2 separate regions of the Homo sapiens genome follow, and region 1 is linked to region 2. The links are chromatin loops, found by intact Hi-C in ENCODE. Cell type or tissue: chondrocyte. All regions are shown on one strand. Links, peaks and the distances in the headings refer to the core of each region. The heading gives the core; the rest is flanking DNA. Region 1 overlaps MIR3976HG (MIR3976 host gene). Region 2 overlaps LINC01387 (long intergenic non-protein coding RNA 1387).

Region 1 (2,922 bases), core at 90-2,589, 660 kb before region 2:
TTAAGTAACCTACCCATAGTTTCCAAACTGGTCACTAATAGAAGTGCTGTTCACACCCAATTCTCTTTCCACAGCACCATGTTGCTCCTCCTCGGACACAGGCTGATCCTATCTCAGCATTCTTGGAAGGCTAAGAGAGAGTAATAGAAGAACAAAACTGTGTCTGAAAATGTAGGGCTGCATGGTTGCTACACCTATTGACACAAGTGAGGGATGGACATAAAAATGCAAATAATTAAAAAGGCCTTTTTGACAGGAAAGAGTGGCTCCTACAGCCAAGGTGAGTCTATGGACCAAAAAGAGAGGAGTAGGAGAAGAGGGTGTTGATGCGCAGGTGGCGGGCATACAAATGGACTCTGGCTTCTCTTCCTAGGGCAGCAGTGCTCTAAGCTTTTGGCATCAGAAATCTTTTACACTCTTAAAAATTACTTAGACCCTAAAACGCATTTGTTTACGTGTATGTAAAATAGTGTATTCCAATTTAGTATATACTAGTATATCCCATACTATGTTAGAAATTAAAGCTGATACTTTTTAAAACACAAGAATACACAACATACATTCCATTAGCCTTCTGCTGAGAGTATAATGTGTCATTTTTAGAAGAAATTTTGGTAAGAGATGTAAAACCATTAAAATTCATACCTTTAATCCATGAATCCATCCAAGAGTCTAGCATAAGGAATAAGGAAACAGTCCTATGGCGTGTGTGTGTGTGTGTGTGTGTGTGTGTGTGTGTGAGAGAGAGAGAGAGAGAGAGAGAGAAAGAAAAGAAGACAATTTCCAAAGGAAGCAACAATACGACGACAGTAAGGGATAGATTGAATGTACCTGGTAATATAGAGTAAAATGCTTATGTTGCATTCTGGTTATGCCACTTAGGGAAATTAACATCGATGTCCTTATCTATAAAATGGGAATAATTTTAATACCTACTTCATATGGATGCTGTGCATATACAATGAGATTATCTATGCCAAGTACTAACTACAGTTCCTGGCATGTAGTAAGTGCCCAATAAATGTTAAATATTTTTGCTACCATTGCATGTGAAATACTATTCAGTTGCACAAGCAATTAAAATAATACAGAATTTAAATTCATTTACACGAAAACATATTCATGGTTATTAAGTAAAATGTTAACAAGACAGCGTACACAACCTTCTATTTTTGGAAAGAACAAAATTTATCAAAAATTCTGCAAAGATATACATATGTTGTCTAACAGTGAGGATTACAGGTTACTTGTATATTTTTTTCTTTTTTGTATGTTTTTCTTCTCTGGCGGTAACTTGTGTAATAAAACGTTTTCCTTAGGAACTGTACGGTATCATGGCTGACACAAGAGGGCGCAGTAGGACTCTTGTGAGTTTTTCCTGGCACTAAGGCCGAGGGTGTAACCCTCTGTGAGCTGTCCAAGGTCTGAAGAAGGCAAGAGCCTTAATCCAGAACACAGAATGAAAGAATAGTTGTTTTCCACCCCCAAACAAAGTAACAAACAAATATGTGCACATTAGGAGCTACTGAAGCCAGGATCTCAGCTCAGATCATTTTTATCAGATTCTCTAGAGATGGGTCTAGAGAAAAAAAAAAAAATCCCAGACTATTCTAATGTGTAGCCAGGGTTGAGAATCCCTGACGCATGAGGGAACTGAAAGCGACCTGACCGCAGGTGCCATGCGTAATTGGCAGGGGCCATGCTGGTCTCTTTCATTCCCTCAAAGATCTGGTTCAACTGCCGGCGACTCTCCATGTGCCTCCTGCTCCGTACTCACATCAGTGAGCCTCCTTCCCCACTCGGTAGACTCACCTGGGAAAGACACTGACTGCCCTGCCTCCTCCACCCACCCCTGAAGCACAGAGCAGGGCTGGAGCAGAGGCGCTTGAGGCTACAGTCAATCGTGGTTCACTCAGCTGTTTTGCAAAACGATTGCCTCACAACACAGAGGCCTCCTTATTCCACACTGCAGTCAGCCCCATCCCGGAGGACGCTCATTGTTGATGATGAAGCACCTCAGCCCCAGATTCCCCTCAGCCAGCTTTCAAAAAGGTTCTGCTCTTGTGGGACAGGACGTTGGGGTGGAGGAAGCTCTGCACCTGATTTCTTACGCTGCACAATTGTGGGCCGGAGTAGAGAACTAGAGCTTCTCAGGAGGCAGAGAGGAGAGGAGAGAGCTTTGTCAGCCCCTGCAGGGCTGGGAATCCTCTGCCCGACAAGAGTGCAGAAGATACCTGTGCTCCTCTTCACTCCCAATGTCCTTCAGGCCACATTCGAGCGGGTCCTTGGCATCTTGCTGAGTTTACAGCTCACAGGGGTGTGAGCGACTGCAAAGGACCATCTTCTAGTGCTTTTGGGTGGAATCACAATCTCTTTGGGGTTCTCCCAAGGACTGAATGTGGAATGCAAGAAGGATACAACCACAAAATGACTTACCAGGGATTTCCATTCTTCACTGTGATGCTTTTCTATCCTCTTCTCTTCCCCTAAAGACATCCCAGTCACTGCTGACTCAAGACAAAGAGGAAGAAGTGAAAGCAAGACCCAGTGGTAGTTAGAATATTTTCACTAGTGAAGAGAGATTTTCCCAGAAATTCCCACACAATGTGATTGGTTGTGTCAATGGAGGAAAAGGAGCAATTGCTTTACATGCTGCATTCTTGGGGCCACTTCCATTGGGCCTATTAGAAATATCTGATGACCCATTGCTTAGGAAACACTGGGGAAATTAAGCTCTATCCACACTCAAGTTATCTTTTATTAGAACTGTTTCAGTTATCTATTGCTGTATAGCATGATGACCCACATTTTGTTGGCTTAAGACAGTCATGTATTATTTCTCACTATGCTGTGGGTTGGCTGGGGGTTCAGTCGGCTGACCTTGTAGGTGTATGTGGGACAAATGGGTCTTTTAATCTCCTG
Region 2 (2,922 bases), core at 134-2,633:
GAATAATGCATGCATAAAAACTATAAAATAACAGATACGTTAACAATTAAAAGCATTTTTAGAGTATATCCTTCTCATGTACACACACACACACCTCAACCAAATTATTTCGTAATTGAAGCCTAGCACTCAACAAATACTCACTAAATACATGACGCAATGAATGAATGAATGAATGCGTTACTTACCTCATGAAAGTATAACATTTGACTTAACTTGTTCAGCTTAGGTTTTCTTTATTGTCTCCCCCCACCCCGAATCTATATAGAGAAAAGAATATTGACAAATCTCAAATGGGCTGTGATGTGAATACATATTATAAAAATTACTATGAACTTTAAAGAAGAAGGTGTTTTTAGAATGATAATACCCTTTTGCTATGTTTTTGCTTCGCCCCAAACCATCCAGTAAGGTGGCTAGTGATAAGAGCAATATTCATAAATTCTTATCTTAGACAAGAAATAAAACATTCTTATTTAAATGGAATTGAATTTGAAAATGCAAAGATGTTGAACTTGAGTAAACTGGGTTATTCAAATTTACATCAACACTGTAATCTTTTTTAGTGTGTGTGATGGAGTCTCACTCTGTCGCTCAGGCTGGAGTGCCATATTGCGATCTTGGCTCACTGCAACCTCTGCCTCCTGGGTTCAAGCAATTCCCCCTGCCTCAGCCTCCCAAGCAGCTGGGATTATAGGAGCCCACCACCACGCCTGGCTAATTTTTGTATTTTTTAGTAGAGACAGGCTTTTGCCATGTTGGACAGGCTGGTCTTGAACTTCCGTCCTCAGGTGATCCACCCACCTCGGCCTCCCAAAGTGCTGGGATTACAAGCATGAGCCGCCGTGCCTGGCCAACACTACCATCTTTGATTTCATTCCTCCTCAGGTTGAGACATCAAGATGACATTGCTTCAGAACAGAAAACCAAGTATACAAATAAGCACCAAAAAGTTTTACTTCCTGTGAGAATGCAAATATGCGAAGGACTCCTAGGTTTGGACTTCCAGATTGCAGATTGGACTTCCTTCTCGTGTGTAAGGAGGGCTTGAGCTGATGCCACTGGGCCACCCTTGGTCGCATACCTTGAATTAATTTTCCAAGGAGTGATGTGTTTACAATGGCCTGTCTTGCCCAGTTGCACTTGGGACAAAACCCACAGATTTCTGACATGACCTGAGTAAGAAGTCCAGCCTACGGACACTGGGTTGAGTAAAACAAAAGGATCAAAGTCAGCATCAAATGCACTCATTAAGCTCCATGAGCACCAGCCTGTCATCAGCTAAGTTAATTTGGGAGACACTAGTCTAATTGTCACCTACACATACAGGCCTATGACCTGGGAGAAGGCCAAGCCTTGCAGATGGGAATGCAAGAAGGGAAGCAGGAATAGGAGGGATTCTGGATGGAGATAACTATTATCTTAGTTTATTGGGGCCAAGTGACAGCTTTCCAGTTATTGCAAAGAACTGGATAGTGAACAAGGACACACAAAGTCAAAACCACCATGATGTGGACACCAGACCTGTGGAGTGGGAAATACCAGTCTGCACTGGTCACTATTTTACAGGCAAAACTTAATTGCCCCATTCAGGAGAACACCTTTCAAAGGCAAAGTGCCTGACTGAATAACTGGGACTTCAGTTCAGCTTAGCCAAGCATACCCATTCCGAAGCCTTCACAGACCTTTAAAAGGATCAGCCAGTTTGGCTTTTGAAGATGAAAATTGCAATTGGAATGAGAATTTTATTTCTTTCATTTGTTACAATGTGCAGGCAACTCCACACATTTCATAGGGTCAGCAGTGATCCCCAAATTAAAATTTTACATCTTTTACTCAATACCAGCAATAGTGGGCATACAAGGAAATGTAATGGAGAAGGAACAGCCTTCAGATGAAGGTGAAGCTTTATTCAAACCTGCCTTGACTGCTTTTAGCAGTGTGACTTTGAACAAGTTATTGCAATTCCTGGTTCTCACTTTTCTCATATGTAAAATAAAGACAGTATCTACCTAGTATGATTGTTGTGAGGAGCGAATAAACCATAAAAACACTAAAACAGCTCATGACTCCTTAATAATGGCAGGGCTGTTGTCATTACCCTGTATTTGTAGTATTCCTTCCTCAAAGCGAGGCCTGGAGACCTTCCCACACCATCAATCTGGATCAGTGAGTCTTAGACCTGGCTGTGAGTGAAAATTGCCTGGAAGCTTTTACAAATACCCCTGACAGGTGCCCACTCCAGAATGATGGAATCAGGATCTTTCCGGGTGGGGCCCACATATTTTGTAAAGCTTCCCAACTGATTCTTATTTGTAGTCAAGATTAAGACCCACTAGTCTAGGTTAATTAGCAATAGTCCCCCCAACACACACAGACACTTATGTCCATTTCTTGAACCTGCTATCCCTAGTCATCTTTGGTATAGAATCATATCCTCTGTGAGGGGAGATAATTTGACCTACTCTCTTCCTATTTAGATGCCTTTTATTTCTTTCTCTTGCCTGATTGCTCTGGCTAGGACTTCTAGTACTGTGTTGAATAGGAGTGGTGAGAGTGGGCAACTTTGTCTTGTTCCAGTTCTCAGGGGGAACACTTCCAGCTTTTGCCCATTCAGTATGATGTTGGCTATTGGTTTGTCATAGATGGCTTTTATTATTTTGAGGTGTATTCCTTCAATGCCTAGCTTGTTTTTTAATAAACTAGGGTTTTGAACTAGGGCTTTTAACATGAAGAGATGTTGAATTTTAATCAAAAGCCTTTTCCATTTATTAAGTTATTGATTTGCATATGTTGAATCAACATTGCATCTCAGGAATAAAACCTACTTGATCATGGTGGATTAGCTTTTTAATGTGCTGCTGCATTCAGGAGAGGATTTTGGCATCTTTGTTCATCAGAGATATTGGCCTGAAGTTTTCT

The links. Hi-C counts contacts between places; a loop is a spot of excess contacts. Peaks named below come from ENCODE experiments on the same cell type or tissue, not always from the same donor. Only the 100,000 strongest peaks of a DNase experiment are listed, where the experiment ranks them.
Region 1: a loop joins it to region 2, with 4 times the contacts of the local background. A loop is called at or near these places in 22 of 110 quality-filtered maps.

The regions. Positions count from the first base shown.
Region 1 is chr18:5,867,039-5,869,960 of GRCh38, forward strand. The region is part of intron 4 of MIR3976HG (MIR3976 host gene); the gene reads left to right. Among named protein-coding and RNA genes, the nearest start is that of TMEM200C, 27 kb to the right of the region's middle. RefSeq lists a silencer at 1,407-1,456. In chondrocyte, for the core only: a CTCF peak has its summit at 1,340 (motif pointing right); no DNase peak of the experiment used is centred there.
Region 2 is chr18:6,526,139-6,529,060 of GRCh38, forward strand. All of the region lies in intron 2 of LINC01387 (long intergenic non-protein coding RNA 1387), which reads left to right. Among named protein-coding and RNA genes, the nearest start is that of LINC01387, 16 kb to the left of the region's middle. In chondrocyte, for the core only: no CTCF peak of the experiment used is centred there; no DNase peak of the experiment used is centred there.